2 separate regions of the Homo sapiens genome follow, and region 1 is linked to region 2. The links are chromatin loops, found by intact Hi-C in ENCODE. Cell type or tissue: endothelial cell of umbilical vein. All regions are shown on one strand. Each heading gives the region's core, and the rest is flanking DNA. Links, peaks and the distances in the headings are about the cores only.

What was found. Peaks named below come from ENCODE experiments on the same cell type or tissue, not always from the same donor. Only the 100,000 strongest peaks of a DNase experiment are listed, where the experiment ranks them.
Region 1: it touches region 2 in a loop (12-fold over the local background); 1 of 110 quality-filtered maps calls a loop at or near these places.

Annotation. Positions count from the first base shown.
Region 1 is chrY:12,638,635-12,647,356 of GRCh38, reverse strand. No RefSeq gene overlaps it. Among named protein-coding and RNA genes, the nearest start is that of TTTY15, 19 kb to the left of the region's middle. In endothelial cell of umbilical vein, for the core only: no CTCF peak of the experiment used is centred there; a DNase peak (open chromatin) is centred at 4,196; H3K27ac peaks cover 1,377 bases.
Region 2 is chrY:12,548,017-12,556,738 of GRCh38, reverse strand. No RefSeq gene overlaps it. Among named protein-coding and RNA genes, the nearest start is that of TTTY15, 110 kb to the left of the region's middle. In endothelial cell of umbilical vein, for the core only: no CTCF peak of the experiment used is centred there; a DNase peak (open chromatin) is centred at 3,928; H3K27ac peaks cover 1,872 bases.

The sequences.
Region 1 (8,722 bases), core at 2,259-7,258, 90 kb before region 2:
TGCTTAGAGTTTTTATCATAAAAGGATGCTGGATTTTGTCAGATGCTTTTTCTGCATCTATTGTGATGATCACGTGATGTTTGTTTTTAATTCTGTTTATGTGGTATATCACATTTATTGACTTAAGTATGTTAAACTATCCCTGTATCCCTGGTATGATATCCACTTGATCATGGTGGATTATCTTTTTGAGATGTTGTTGGATTCAGTTAGCTAGTGTTTCGTTAAGGACATTAGCATCTATGTTCACCAGGGATATTGGTCTGGAGTGATTTTTTTCATTATGTCCATTCCTGGTTACGGTATTAAGTGATGCTGGCTTGACAGAATGATTTAGGAAGGGTTTCCTCTTTCTCTCTTTTGGAACAGTGTCAAAATGATTGATACCAATTCTCCTTAGAATGTCTGCTAGAATTCTGCTGTGAACACAGTTTTCACAGGTTGTGTCACTATTGTCGTTCAGTTTAAAGATTTTTTTTAAATTTCCATCTTGATTTCATTTTTGACCCAGTGATCATTCAGGAGAAAGTTTTTTAATTTCCATGTATTTGCAAGGTTTTGAAGGTTACTTTTGGAGTTGATTTCCAGTTTTATTGCACCACAGTCTCAGAGAGTGCTTGACGTAATTTCAATTTTATTAAATTTATTGAGGCTCATTTTTGTGGCCTATCATATGGTCTAATTTGGAGAAAGTTTTGTGCAGTGTTCAATAGAATGTGTATTCTGTGGTTGTTGGATGGAATGTTCTGTAAATATCTGTTAAGCTCACTTGTTCCATGATATTGTTTAAATCCATTTTTTCTTTGTTGACTTTTTATCTTGATGACTTGTCTAGTACTGTCAGTGGAGTATTGAAGTTCCCCACTACTATTGTGTTGTTGTCCATCTCATTTCTTAGGTCTATTAGTAATTGTCCTATAAATTCAGGAGCTCCAGTGTTAGGTGCATATATTTTTAGAATTGTGATATTTTTCTGTTGAACAAGGCCTTTTACCATTATGTAATGTCCCTCTTTGTCTTTTTTAACTGCTGTTGCTTTAAAGCTTGTTTTTTCTGATATAAGCATAGGTACTTTGGGCCCGGCTCACACCTGTAATTCCAGCACTTTGGGAGGCCAAAGCAGATGGGTCGCCTGAGCTCAGAAGTTCAAGACCAGCCAGCCTGGGCAACATAGCGAAGCCCCATCTCTACTAAAATACAAAAAATTAGCCTGGCGTGGCAGCATGTGCCTGTAGTCCCAGCTACTCAGGAGGCTGAGGCAAGAGAATTGCTTGAACCTGGTGCACAGAGGTTGCAGTGAGCTGACATCATGCCACTGCACTCTAGCTTGGCTGACAGAGCAAGACTCCTTTACCTGAAGTTTATGTGAGTCCTTACGTGTTGTTAGGTGAGCCTCTTGAAGGCAGCAAAAAGTTGGTTGGTGAATTCTGATCCACTCTGCAGTTCTGTATCTTTTAAATGGAGCATTTAGGCCATTTACATTTAATGTAAGTGAGTGTGAGGTACCTAACCATTACATTCATCATGCTATTTGTTGCCTATGTATCTTGGTTTTTTCGTTTTTGTTTTTCAACTTGTATTTTTGTTTTATAGGTCCTGTGTGATTTATGCTTTAAAAAGGTTCTCTTTTGATGTATTTCCAGGATGTGCTTTAAGATTTAGAACTGCTTTTAACAGTTCTTATAGTGCTGGCTTGGTAGTGGTGAATTATTTCAGAATTTGTTTGTCTGAAAAAGACTGTATCTTTTCTTCATATATGAGCTTAGTTTCACTGGATACAAAATTTTGGCTGATAATTGTTTAGTTTGAGGAGGCTAAAAAAGGGCCCCAGTCTGTTCTAGTTTGTAGAGTTTCACCTGAGAAATCTGCTCTTAATCTGATAGGTTACCTGGTGCTATTGTCTCACAGCTGTTAAGATTCTTTCCTTTGTCTTAACTTTAGTTAACCTGAAGACAATGTGCCTAGGTAATGATCTTTTTCAATGAATTTCCCATGCGTTCTTTGTGCTTCTTGCATTTAGATGTCTAGTTGTCTAGGTAGGTTGGGGAAAAATTCCTTGATTATTCCCCTAAATATGTTTTCCAAACTTTTAGATTTCTCTTTTTCCCAGGAATGCCAGTTATTCTTAGGTTTGGTTGTTTAACATTATCCCAAACTTTCTGGAGGCTTTGTTCATATTTTCATATTCTTTTTTCTTTGTCTTTGTTGGACTGGATTAATTCAAAGACCTTGTCTTCAAGCTCTGAATTTCCCTATTCTACTTCTTCAATTGTATTGCTGAGACTTTCCAGATCATTTTGCATTTCTATAAGTATGTCCAGTGTTTCTTGCGGTTTCTTTTTTTTAATTTAAGCTATTTAATTCATTGAATATTTTTTCCTTCACTTCTTGTATTTTTTTTTTTATTTCCTTATATTGGGCCTCGTCTTTCTCTGGTGCCTCCCTGATTAGCTTAGTAACTAACCTCCTGAATTCTTTTTTAGGTAAATCAGGGATTTCTTCTTGGCATAGCTTCATTGCTAGTGAGTTAGTGTGATTTTTCGGGGGTGTTGAAGAGCCTTGTTTTGCCGTGTTACCAGAGTTGGTTTTCTGGTTCCTTCTCATTTGGGTAGCCTCCATCAGAGGGAAGGTCTAGGGCTAAAGGGTGTTGTTCAGATTATTTTGTCCCATGGGGTGGTCTCCTGATATTGTACTCTCCTCCTTTTCCGAGGGATGTGGCTTCCTGAGAACCAAGCTGTTGTGATTCTTATCTCTCTTCTGGATCTAGCCACCCAGCGTGTCTACCAGGCTGTCGTCTCGTACTGGAGATTGTCTGCACAGGTTTCTGTGATGTAAACCATCTATGGTTCTCTCAGCCATGGATACTGGCACCTGTTCTGCTGGAGGTTGCAGGAGGGTGAAATAGACTCTGTGAGGGTACTTAGCTTTGATCATTTAATACCCAATTTTCGTGATGGTTGGCCTCCTGCTGGAAGGTGTCACTTTCCAGAGAGCATCAGCTGTGATAGTATGGAGACGAACCAGCAGAAGGTGGGGCCTGAGAACTATCAAAAGTATATGCCCTCAGTTAACAGGGCCACTGGGGAAGGGCTATCAGATGAGGGCGGGGCTAGGCATGTCTGAGCTCAGATTCTTCTTGGGCAGGTCTTGCTGTGGCTGCTGGGGGTAGGGATTAAACTCCCAGTTCAATGGAGTTGTGTACCCAGGAGGATTGTGGCAGCCTCTGCTGAGTCATGCAGGTTGTCAGGGAAGAGGGGGAAAGCTGGTAGTCACAGGCTTCACCCAGCTTCCACACAATCCTAAGGGCCAGTCTCATTTCTACTGAGTTCACCCCTAACAGCACTGAGTCTGTTTCCAGGCAGTGGGCAAGCAGGGGTGAGAATTTGCCCCAGGCTACCCACCTCCTAGCTGTGAAGGAAAGTAGGGCTTTAGTTCTTCCCACACCTGTGGAGTCTGCATGTCAGATTCGCGCGCTAACCCAAGTTCTGGCCACAAGGTTTCTCAATCAGCTCAAATTGTTACAAAGTTCATCTGGAGATTTCCTTCTCCCTGTGGCATTTTCCCTATACCTCTGGCTGCCCTCCTGAAGGATCCCTGTGATGCCAGGCAGGAATGGCCTGCTTGGGGCCCCAGTGAGCTCACAGGGATTTTCCCTCTTCTTTCTCTACCCTTGTATTTTGCTCGGCTCTCTAAATTGACTCAGCTCCAGGTAAGGTTGGAATCTTCTCCCATAAACTAGACCTTCATTTCCCCAGTTGGGCTGTGTGTTTGGAGACAGACAAGATCCCTTTCCCACTTCCACATTTTGGACCGTAACAGGATTTGGGGTTTCTTCGGCATCCTACAGGAGCAATCTGCTTCCTTCAGAGGGTCTGTGGGTCCTCTCAGTTTTCCTGATTTATTTCTGCAGTTGTTCTGGAGCTTAAATTCATGATGTGAGCCTCCACATGCTGCTCTGTCCGTCCGACAATGAAAACATTATTATGCAGCACATAGCTATATTAGTTTTCTCGGTTTTGTCCTAAAGTGGAAGTCAGAGACAAAAATTATGGAAGCTGCCAATTAATCAAGTCCTGGTCATTTTCAGCTCACTGATACTGAAGTTATTTTTAGCCTCCTTTGTTGTCATTAAGGATATAGCTCTCTGGCTTTCTATGAATCTGACTCATGGTAGACTGGCTTCCTGGGTTGTTTATTAAAGATAAGGAGGTTGGCTTCCTGGGAAGGCAGAGGATCAAAAGTTCTATTTTTATGTATAGTATAACCAATGTCCATTTGTATATTCAGTCTGTTAGGAGAGAGGATCAGTTTTTTTCTGAGGATAATATTTTCCTATGATATAATACTGAGGGAATGGCATGACTATAAAGACTTCGGGATATATTCTATTTTTTGTTTGTTTTTGCTTTGAGATGTAGTCTTACCATGTTGCCCATGCTGATCTCGAACTCCTAGGCTTATGTGATTTTCTTGCCTCAGCCTCCCAAGTGTCTAGAATTACAGGCACCCCACCATAACTAGCCATTCAACCTACTGATTATAGCTTATGTCAACCTAAAAAGAATGAGATGAAGAACAAAACATGGTGTAAAGAATTTACATGAGCTAAAGTGAGCACAAGCTGTCTGAAAAACTCAGAACCAAATAACATTGGATATGAGCTTCATTTGGTCTCTATTAACAAGCCAGTTTTAAACCAAGAGATAGGGGATGGGGAGTAGGCTGATAAAAGTCACCTGTCAGGAATTCTCACTGGTTTACAGAAATAACATTAACTAATTACTGGCTACACATTGTTAAGCTATTCAGTGTGGGCTGTAGTATCTGGGGTGGCATTATTGGATAAATTTGTTGCTACTTGTGGCAATAGCAGGCAGTTTCAAGAGATGGATACATAGCTTGAAGTGAGGAGTTAGAGCCAGGCCCAGTGGCTCATGCTTGTAATCCCAACACTTTGGAAGGCTGAGGCAGGCAGATCACCAGGTCAAGAGATGGAGGCCATACTGGCCAACATGGTGAAACCCCATCTCTACTAAAAATACAAAAATTAGCTGGGCATGTTGGCATGCGCCTGTAGTCCCAGCTACTTGGGAGGCTGAGGCAGGAGAACCACTTGAACCTGGGAGGCGGAGGTTGCAGTGAGCCAAGATTGCACCACTGCACTCCAGCCTGGTGACAGAGCGAGACTCTCTCAAAAAAAAAAAAAAAAAAAAAAAAAAAGCGGGGAGTGAGACAGAATTGCTGTCTAATTTTAATGCCTCTTTGGGCCTGATCACTTAAAAAGACTTGCCTTCTTCAGATTAAAGTTTTTTCTTCCCTAATTTCCTTGTCTTTATGAACTCTTTTTTTTTTTTGCTTTAAACAGAGTCTCACTCTGTTGCCAGGCTGGAATGCAGTGGTGCCATCTTGGCTCACTGCCAAGAATTCTCCTGACTTAGCCTCCTGCGTAGCTGGGACTACAGGTGCCACCATACCCAGCTAATTTTTGTATTTTTAGTAGAGACAGGGTTTCACTATGTTGGCCAGGATGGTCACGATCTCTTAACCTCATGATCCACCTGCCTTGGCCTCCCAGAGTGCTAGGATTACATACATGAGCCACTGTGCCTGACCAAAGTCTTTTTTATTGAAAGCATTTTTTTTTTCTGAAATCTGACTATCGATGTGCCCTTCATAATGAGGATTATTCAAAGTCTAATTGGCCAGGTGCAGGGGCTCACACCTGTAATCCCAGTACTTTTGCAGGCTGAGGTGGGCAGATCACTTGAGGCCAGGAGTTCCAGATCAGCCTGGCCAACATGGCAAAAGCCCATCTTTCTAAAAATACAAAAATTAGCTTGGGGTAGAGGCTGGCACCTATAATTCCAGCTACTCAGGAGACTGAGGCAAAAGAATCACTTGAACCTGGGAGGTGAAGTTTGCCATGAGATGAGATTGCCCCCGTACACTCTAGCCTTGGCGATACAGCAAGACTGTGTCTCCTAAAATAAATAATAAATAAATAAATAAATAAATAAATAAATAGTCTAATCTATAGCTGCTGTTCCTTGCTGAATCATCTCTAGTCTTCTGAGTACCATGAATTTAGTTTTCTCAGAATAAGTAAAACAATGAGTACATAGTAGAAATATGAAACATATAAATATTCTAATAAAGAAAGTTTATATGCCAGAATTTAAATAGAAAGAAAAATGTATTTCATTAAGTGACCTAAAAATATCATGAAGAAAATGATAGAGACACTTGGGTTGTTTTAATCTTTTTGTGCCTATTCAGATGTTGCTATGAACACTGGTGTATAGGAATTCTGTCTGAATCTCTGCTTTTGATTTTTTTAGATATGCCTAAGAGTGTAATTTCTGGATCATATGGTAATGCTATGCTTCACTTTTTGAGGCAACACCAAACTCTTCCCACAGTTACCATTTTATATTCCTACCATTAACTGAGGGTTCCAATTTTCACATTTTCACCAATACTTGTTATTTTACTCTTTAAAAAATTATATATCTTCTCATGGATATGAAGCAATATCTTATTTTGGTTTTGGTTTGCATTTCTCAAGTGATGAGTGATGTTGCACATCTTTTCTCATGCTTTTAGCTATTGGTATATCTTCTTTGAAGAAATGTCTAATCAAGTCCTTTGCCTGCAGTTTGCTGGTTTCAGCAGGGTACGCATGCTAATGAACAGTTAAAGTAGGTACCGGTCTCTAGTCTGGATTCAGACAAGAGGAAAATTTATTTCTTGTAATTCTTTCAACAGCTGGCTACCCTAGACATAATGCAGAAGAGAAACATGCAGGTTAGGGAAAAGAAGGTGAACTTGATAGGGCTCTCAGAACTTGAGGAATGATGTGGCAGTCAGTTCCCTGGTCTGAGTGTCTTCTTTCTTTTCTTATTTTTCACCTGTATTTTTGATCTGGGTGGTGAAAGAGTCCAGAACTTAGAAATTAAAATGCACCTCTACCCTCTTCCCTAACCCCTGTCCTCCTGGTATGGAATCACTGAAGGACAACTGGGGGTTCTAGATTTATTTCCCACCTGGCACTAACAAGACAGCACCCCTTACTTTCTGCCTGCATAGTGTCAGGTAAAGAAGAAGGAAATGCCTGAACTTCAGTGCCCAACTGACATTAATGAAGTGGACCGTCCCCTCCATTCTGCCTGTGTGAGGAGGCAGCAGAGGCTAAGTGAAGAGATTGGAATTCCAGTTCCCTCTTAGCAGTTACAAGGCAGTCAACCTCCCAAGTACCTGGTATTACAGACGTGTGCCACCTCACCTCGCTAATTTTTGTATTTTTATTAGAGATGGGATTTCACCATATTGGCCAGGCTGGTATTGAACTCCTGACCTCAGGTGATCGGTCCCCCCTCAGCCTCCCAAAATGCTGGGATTACAGGAGTGAGCCACTGCTCCTGGGCCCTTCTTTTTAAAACAGACTGTAGGGGAAGATTACAGAAAGGAGGGAACTAGAAGTTTTAAAGGGATTTTTTAAACCTGTGAGTGGGCGTGGTATGGTAGTGGCTCATGCCTGTAATCCCAGGACGTTGGAAAGCTGAGGTGGGAGGATTGTTTGACACCAGATATTTGGGACAGCCTGGGCAATGTGGTGAGACCCCTTCTTTATAAAAAGTAAAAAAATAATAAAAACTTAGCTGGGCATGGTGACATGTGCCTGTAGTCGTAGCTACCTGGGGGGTTAAGGCAAGAGAATCACTTCAGCCTAGAAGGTTGAGGCTGAAGTGAATTGTATTTGCACCACTGCACTACAGCTTAGGTGACAAAGCAAGATCGTTTCTCAAAACAAGACAATTGAAACCTCCCGAACCTGGGTATTTCCCTGTGCAACCCACGCAAAACACTGACTAGAATCAGCAAGGAATACTGGACATTTTAGGATCAGAAAAGCACTGCAAATCTCTTAAAATGAAACTGTCATTTAAATGTCTATAGCTCATCAAAGTAGACTAAGACACTTGCATGCTAAACTTGTACAGTAACTGATAATAAAATACTACATTTAAATAGGAATCATCTTGTAATATAATATCAGAAATGTCCAGAACACAACAAAAAATTACTTATTATAGCAAAAACCAGGATTTTAAAAAATAAAATCAGAAATAAAAAGCAACTCAGAAGCCAATACCACAATGATACATATGTTGGAAATATCTGAGAAATATTTTGAATTGAGACAAAACTGATAAATAAAAGTTTCTGAACAAATTTTTTTTAGTCACAAAGAATAAGCAAGGACTAATTCGAACGTTGCTTTTAGAATTCAAAATTAAACTTACGTTTTACGTGTCAGAGAAAATAATTTTTTTTCAATGTTCTATTCCAACAACACTGTAACATTTACTTTTAGTGTTTTTTAGAGTAATCAGAGTTGTGCAGTCATCACCCCTAATTTGAAAACAGTTTTGTCACTCCAAAAGGAACCCAGTGTTCAATAACTTTCACTTCTATTCTCCTCTTCCTCAAGCCACTGGCAAAACTAATCTTTTAGTCTCAGAAGGTTTCTAAAGCAGCATTTACAAATGTGTAGTTATAAAGGAGCTTATAAATGTGCAGTTATAAAGGAGCAATTATGAACACTCTTGACAGAAATTAGGACAAAACAAAAGTCTTAGAAAATCAATGGGATATAAAGATCAAAAATGAAAACCTGAAGACTACAAAACAATACAAGTAAAATTACATTTTAAAAGGAGCT
Region 2 (8,722 bases), core at 1,283-6,282:
GAGTGGATAGGGAAGGACCATGAGGTGGGGGCAGGACTAGCCATGTCTGAGCTCAGACTCTCCTTCGGTGGATCTTGCTGTGGCTGCTGTGGGAGATGGGGGTGGGATTCCCAGGTCACTGGAGTTGTGTACCTAGCTGGATTATGGTTGCCTCTGCTGAGTCATGCAGGTCATCAGGGAAGTGGGGGAAAGGCAGCAGTCACAGGTCTCACTCAGCTACTCAACCCCACTGTGCCCACACCAACATCCCCCAGTATGTTTCCAGGCGGACAGCAACATGGGCCAGCCTGAAAACTTGTCCCAGGCTACCCTCCTCCCAGCTGTGAAAGAAAAAGCTTGGTTCTTCCCCTGTCTGTGGAGTCTGCACACCAGATGTGCACCCTCCTCAGAGTTCTGGCCAGGAGACTTCTCACCCCACTTCAAATTGTTACAAAGTTCAGCTAGAGATTTATTTCTCTCTGTGGAGTTTTACCCCCTGCTCTTCACCTGTGAGAGCCCTGTGGTGCCAGGCAGGAATGGGCTACTTGGGGACCCAGTGAGCTCCCAGTGACTTTCTGCTGCTTCCTCTACCCGTGTGTTTCACTGGGCTCTCCAAATTGATCCAGCTCCAGGTAAATTTGGAAACTTTTCCCACAAACACACCTTCAGCTTCTTCAGTGGGGGTGTATGTCCGGGAGACGAGGGTCTCCATTTCCCACTTCCGCAGGTGGGGCTCACAGTTTTGCAGGGGGTCTCCCAGTTCCTGCAGAAGCAGTCTGTTTTCTTCAGAGGGTCTGTGGGTCCTCTCAGGATTCCTGGTTTGTTCTTGCAGTCAACTTAGAGCTAAAATTTGTTTTTTTTTTTTTTTTTTTTTTTTGAGAGAAGGTCTCACTGTCACCCAGGCTGGAGTGCAATGGCACCATCACAGTTCACTACAGCCTTGACCTCCTGGGCTCAATTGATCCTCCCAACCCAGCCTCCCAAGTAACTGCCCAGCTAATTTTTTTTTTTTAGAAATGGGGTCTCACTATGTTGCCCAGGCTGGTATCGAACTCCTGGGCTCAAGCAATCCTCTCAGCCTCCTAAAGTACTGGATTACAGGTATGACGCATTGCACCTGGCCTAGGAATCCATTCTTAAAGGAGACTCTCCCTGAATTACTTCTAAACAGAAAACACAGTATTATAATATTAAGGTTTACAATGTTGGTTCCACATATCCATGTTTCTTAGAGTGAGGCATAATTATCAGGGCTTACAAGATGCTCAAATCTTTTCATAGATTGTGCAGTATAGACTTTAAAATCAAAATCATTGTAATAAAATGAATACAAGTCTGCTTTTATTTGACACAAAACATTTTTGTTCTTGAAAAATTCCACAAATAAAAAAAGAACAGAATGAAATCACCACCCTAGTACCCTTATGTTCTGAAAGAACTTCCTCCTCATCTCCTGGACAGTCTTGGTGAAATGTGAAACTTTTATGAGTCACTTTCCATGAATTGGGAGGCATGCCCATGTGGTCCAAGGGCAACCTTCCCTAACCCAGATTATCACTAATAAGTAAGAGAAGCTGATGTTACAGCATCCTGCGTGCTCCTGCATTCTTGGGCTGTGAACAAGCCACAGCCCCCTCTACTTGGACAAAGCAAACTTTACCAAGTTAACCAAACCAGAGACTAGGAAAGTAAAAAAACATGGGGAGATGGACATTATGTTGCAAGATAATCATGAAATACCACAAAGAAGCCTCTCTGAAAACATCTAGACAGACTGCCACTGGGTTCCATGCTCCCTGTGCTGGAAGCACACTCAGGTTAAGACCATCCCTTACATCCCTCCACTAAGCCTGGTCGGCAAGCAAACCTTTTTGTAAAGGATCAGATGGCAGATAGTTTCAGCTGTAAAAGCCATCTGATCTGCCGCAATGACGACTCAACTCTGCCATTATAGAGAGGAAGCAGCCACAGGCAGTCCATGGGCAAACGAATGTGGCTGCACGCCAATAAAATTTTATTTACAAAAACAGACAGGGGGCTGTGGACCATAGTTTGCTAACCCCTGACTAAAACAATGGTTATGCAATCCTTTCCTCTGTTGAGTCCATCTGCTTCCCTAGACTTGAAACCAGTGAATCTAGGGATGGTTTATCATATTCTTCCAAGCTGAGAAGAAAGCTGCTCTGCTCCCCAGTAAACTTGTTTCCAGGTGACCCTGACCTAAACCCCCCAATCTGACACATCTGACACCACTTGATATGGGTGAGCTGCTTGAGACTGTCTCACAAACCATGAGACCTCAACTCTGCAGACAATTCTGGAAGTGATCTAAGGAAGGATGAGATGCAGTTTGAGAAGTGTGTGGGATATGCTTGGGAGGAGGAGAGCTGGGAGGGAGATCTAGTGCATACAGTGGACACACACAGAGTTAAGAGGGGCATGGCATTGTGGAGACTTTCTATTCAAAGACACAATCTGTGTCACACTGACTCCAATTCTGCTCAGGGAGCCTACAAGTAAAACTACCTGTCTCTGGTAAGCAGGGGGCAGGACTAACTCACAGAAAGAAACAAATGACTTGAAGGAAGGGGCCAGATGAGTTCTGCAGAAGACATCCACATATCTGACTCACATGTTTCCTTGTCTCACTTCCTGCTTTAGGGAAGGGCAGGAAGAAATGTGGAGAAGGGAAAGGCCCCCATGGCTGTTGGGTCTGGTGGGGTAGCAGGGATGCTGCTCCCTGCCGGGGTGACCATCAAGGGCTGGAATCTAGCCAGGGTTCTCTAAGCAGGCCTGTAGGGAGGGCAACCTGGTCACCACATGTCTGGTTTCATGGTATCACAGCAGAGCTGAGTGGCTGCAGCAGGGATGCTATGTCCCTCTAAGCCACAAATATTTATCATCTCATATTCTGCAAACACTGTTGACCTTTGAGCTACAGCCACTTAATGCACAGACCCATTTTAAATTAAAAAGTTTTCTTGTGGATTCCCAGTGTTGAGATTTTTTTTATAACCAAGATAAAATTAGTATATCATAAAACTTGCCCTTTGAAACAGCACAGGTCGGTAGTTTTTAGTATATTCACAGCAGTCACCACTATCTGATTCCAGAGGATTTCCATTACTCTAGAAAGAAACCCTCTGTCCATGAGCAGTCTCTGCCTCACTTGGTCCCACTCAACCCCTGGCAGCCACTAATCTACTTTCTATCTATAGATGTACCTATTCTGGAAATGGTATCATACAATATATGAATTCAATTATTTTTTATTAGACTGTTAAATATGCCTATGTATAAAATCTGTTTCCTTTAAAATGCAAAACAATGTTATATGCAAGCAAAACTGTAAAGCCAACTTCAGGTTTAATGACAGGTGGTGTGGCTTTGCTGAACATGAATCACAATGTTCGTGGCCCTGGGCACTGCAATGGTGCTGCTTCTGGGCCCGGCTATCACAATTTCTGGGGTATCACAGAAGGACTCATCTCAGCCATCACTTTTGTTTAGACTAACAAGACACAGAGCTCTGCTGGCACGGCACCCTGATGTCCTGTCCCTCATCCACGTGGAGCATACTGTTCACAGGGGAGTCCTGAACTCACTCTTTTCTCCCACCCAGGAAAACTGTGTCAGCACTGTGGTCAATGAGACTCTCTGACACACAGCCATGGTCATTCACACCATTCACCACATCTTGATTTAGACTCTAAGAGCTAGCACAGAAATGAACACACAAAAATTTAAACTTTCCGAGAGGACAAACATGTTCCCAAGGACATGCTTCAAATGCCACATGTGAGAAAGCCTGAGGCAGAAATACATCTGTGAGGTGGTGGTGAGCTGTGTGGTATGAAGGGGCCTGATGTGGTTTGCTCAGCTGGCCTGGTGGAATGCAGACCTGACATGTGCTATTAGTTCTGGCAGCCTCTCTAGGAATTCTCTGGGTTTGTGCAGATTTAAAAGACACAAAATTTGTGGAAATATTTGAATGCATTTTCTATTTATATTGAGAAGGATGTGACTCAGAACTATTTCCTTTCTTACTTCAAATGTGTGGGCCTTCAGAAAACGGATGAGCTAACTTGATTTCTGAGACTAATTACAAGGACCTAAAAGCCACATAAGACACTGAATCTATGGGACTCTTAAGTCAAACTTTAATTGGGTGGGTGTGGTGTGGTGGCTCACCCTTGTAATCCCAGCACTCTGGGAGACTAAGGGGAAAGGATTGCTTGAGGCCAAGAGTTTGAGGCCTGCCTGCACAGTATAGCAAGACACTGTCTACAAAAACTTTTTTTAAAATTGCTGGCATGCTGGGGTCCTCCTGTGATCTCAGCTACTGGAAAGATTGACTGAGCTTGGAGGTCAAGGCTGCAGAGAGCCATGACTGCACCACTGCACTCCAGCCTGGGCCACAGAGTGAGACCCTGTCAATGAATCAATCAATCCATCTATGTATCTGTACAGCATTCTGAGTGGGTGCCTGTGTTATCTCAGCCCAGCCTGGGAGGGGGACTGGACTTGGACACAGTCAACAGGAATGGAAGCTGGAAGATGCTAACATGGAAAATGGACATCTCTGTATCCAGGTAGCTCTCTGGAGAAAGGTGAAAGCATGAAAGGATCCCATAACATGCAAAGTCAGCCAAGGTCAACCCAGAGGTGGCAGCTTTGAAGAATGCATACAGCTGACAAGGAGGCAAGAGGAGAGCCAGAGAGGAGGGGGCTGCCACATCAGCACATACTATAGGAGTCTCTCCCCCAAGAGAGGGCACAGGGGCTCCAGACTGCGCACCTGGCTAGTGGGAGCTCTTGCGTAGGCACCAGGGATGGGGCAGCTGGGAAACAAAAGGGCAGCTTTCGACAGGGCTGGATTCTTCTGGAAAGGCAACTCTCAGGTCACAGACTGGGAGTCACATGAGGGATCAAGGAGCTGTGTGAGTACAGCTATGTATGTTGGCACCGAACCACAAGGCAGCAACTGTTGTATTTTTTGTAGAGATGGGATCTTGCTAGGTTTTGCCAGCTGGTCTCAAACTCCTGGACTCAAGTGATCCTCCTACCTCAGCCTCCCAAAGTGCTGGGATTAGAGGCGTGCTCCACTGTGCCCTGCTCAATGACATGAATTTGCTTGTAGAAGACTGCTTACCTGCCCTGTCTAGAACTGATATGTCTGAGTTAAATCTTCCTTTGCATTTCCTTTCAGCTTCCCTCAGCTCTGGCATCTCAGGGCATTGGTCTCTTCCACCATCCTTTTGCATGCTTCTCCCTCCGCGTGAGTGCTTTGTGGATCTGCCTCCCTGCTCTAGCTTCTCCTCCTGAGACTAATGGCAAGGACAGTGACTACAGCCACATAAGATACTGAATCTACGAGACTCTTAAGTCAAACTTCAAAAATGAACACATTGGCTGGATGTGGTCCTGTGGCTCACCCTTATAATCCCAGCACTCTGGGAGGCTGAGGTGAGAGGATCAAGGCCAGGAGTGCAAGGCCAGCCTGTGCAACATAGTGGTCCTGTAACCCTAAAGTATTATCTGAAAACTATTCCTTCTAAATAATGTGGAGTCATGATATGAAACTAACAAGTAAACAAATAGGCAGCTGCCTATATTGGCTCTGGGTTTCCAAAGTCCCCATGGGTATAAATGCAAGGGGAAAACATATTTGCAAGTAAGACATAAAAACAGGGCTAGGCATGGTGACTCACGCCTGTAATCCCAGCACTTTGGGAGGCTAAGGTGGGTGGATTGCTGGAAATATATTTCCAGGAGTTCAAGACCAGCTTGAGTAACATGGCAAGACCTCGTCTGAACAAAAAATACAAAAATTGGCCCAGCATAGTGGTTTGCACTCTGCAAGATGGGAGAGAAGGAAGACAATGCCAGCACCCACAGCTCCAAGGACCACCTCCAGATCCCATTTCAGCACCAGTCTTCAGAGACACCCAGAACCCAGTCCTCACCCAAGGCCTCTTGAACTTGAGGAACAACGAACAAATATGCTACATCTAAACTTTCCTACAAGGTCTAAAATCTCATACCAAAAAACAAATCTGTGCTACCAAATTTATTTTGAGGTATTTATGTCTTCTTGATTCCAAATGCCTTGCTAGTGCAGACAAGTAAGAGAAGCCCATTTCACTTATTAGTGTGTAAATTAAAATGCTAAATAAAATTTCAGTACACAGAATGTACCAATATGGAAAGATTATTCACCAAAATCAAGACTGACTGACTCAAGGAAAGTCTGGCTGGTATCTACCATTCAGCCACCAGTCCATCTGGTTATATATCCACCTATTTATCCTTACATCCTTCTTCTCACTCCCCCATCCATCCACCTTCCCATGCCTCCATCCATCTACACATGCATGTATCCATCCATCCATCCATCCATCCACTATCCATCCATCCATCATCCATGCATCCATCCATCCATCCATCCACTCACTCATTTACCTTCCCTCTTATCTATCCACCCACTTACCTATTCATCCATCCATCCATCCATCCATCCACTTACTTTTCCATTCATGCATCCATCTACCCACTTACCCTTCCATCAATCCATCCACCACTTACCTTCCCATCCATCCACTTACCCTCCCATCCATCCATCCATCCATCCATCCACCCACCAACTCACTTACCCTCCCTTTTATATATCCATCCATCTACTTACCTATTCATCCATCTATCCACTTACTTTTCCATTCATCCGTCCATCCACTTACTTTTCCATTCATCCATCCATCCATCCACCTACCAACCCTTCCATCTATCCATCCATCACTTACCTTCCCATCCATCCACTCATCCACTCATCCATCCATCCAACCATCTCTTCTCTGAGCTTATGAAGCATCGTGTAACTTAAAAAAAATTACAAATACATTTCTCTAATGACCAATGATGTGGAGCATTTTTTCAAATGTTTGTTGGTTGTATAAATGTCTTCTTTTGAGAAGTATCTGTTCATATCCTTCACCCACTTTTTGATGGTTTTTTTTCTTGTAAATTTCTTTAAGTTCTTTGTAGATTCTGGATATCAGCCCTTTGTCAGATGGACATATGCAAAATTTTTCTCCCATTCTGTAGGTTGCCTGTTCACTCTCATGATAGTTTCTTTTACTGTGCAGAAGCTCTTTAGTTTAAATAGATCCGATTTGTCAATTTTGGGTTTTGTTGCCATTGCTTTTGGTGTTTTAGACATGAAGCCTTTGTCCATGCTTACGTCCTGAATGGTATTGCCTACGTTTTATTCTGGGATTTTTATGGTTTTAGGACTTAAGTTTAAGTCTTTAATCCATCTTGAGTTAATTTTTGTATAAGGTGTAAGGAAGGGGTCCAGTTTCAGTTTTCTGCATATGGCTAGCCAGTTTTCCCAACACTATTTATTAAATAGGGAATCCTTTCCCCATTGCTTGCTTTTGTCAGATTTGTCAAAGATCAGCAGGTTGTAGATGTGTGGTGTTGTTTCTGAGGCCTCTGTTCTGTTCCATTGGTCTATATCTCTGTTTTGGTACCAGTACCATGCTGTTTTGGTTACTGTAGCCTTGTAGTATAGCTTGAAGTCAGGTAGTATGATGCCTCCAGCTTTGTTCTTTTTGCTTAGGATTGTCTTGGCTATGAGGGCTCTTTTTTGGTTCCATATGAACTTTAAAGTAGTTTTTTCCCATTCTGTGAAGAAAGCCAATGGTAGTTTGATGGGGATAGCAGTGAATCTATAAATTACTTTGGGCAGTATGGCCATTTTCATGATATTGATTCTTCCTATTCATGAGCATGGAATGTTTTTCCATTTCTTTATGTTCTCTCTTATTTCCACAATGAGATAGCATCTCACACCAGTTTGAATGGCAATCACTAAAAAGTCAGGAAACAACAGATGCTGGAAAGGATGTGGAGAAATAGGAATGCTTTTACACTGTTGGTGGAAGAGTAAATAGTTCAACCATTGTGGAAGACAGTGTGGCAATTTCATAAGGATCTAAAACTAGCAATACGATTTGACCCAGCACTTCCATTACTAGGTATATACCCAAAGGATTATAAATCATTCAACTATAAAGACACATGCACACATATGTTTAATGTGGCATGATTCACAATAGCAAAGACTTGGAATCAACCCAAATGTCCATCAGTGATAGACTGGATAAAGAAAATGTGGCACATAAACACCATGGAATACTATGCAGCCATAAAAAAGGATGAGTTCATGTCCTTTGCAGGGACATGGATGAAGCTGGAAACCATCATTCTCAGGAAACTAACACAAGAACAGAAAACCAAACACTGCATGTTCTCACTCATAAGTGGGAGTTGAACAATGGGAACACATGGACACAGGGAGGGGAACATCACATACCAGGGTCTGTTGTGGGGTGGGGGGCTAGGGTAGGGATAGCATTAGGAGAAATACCTAATGTAGGTGATGGGGTGATGGGTGCAACAAACCACCATGGCTGTGTATACCTATGTAACAAAACTGCACGTTCTGCACGTGTATCCCAGAACTTAAAGTATTAAAAACAGATTAAAAAAAAAGCCAATCAGTAACAGCTTCACCCTAATGAGCTCATTTTATATCAACCAATCAGCAAGTCTTGTTGGAATATCCACACTTTTACAGATAAAGGGCAAGCACTTCCTGAACATTCCCACTTTTGAGAAAAATCCACCAATACCTTAGCATCTCCATTCTTCCCAAAACCCTATGTAAGACAAAGTCTGGGTC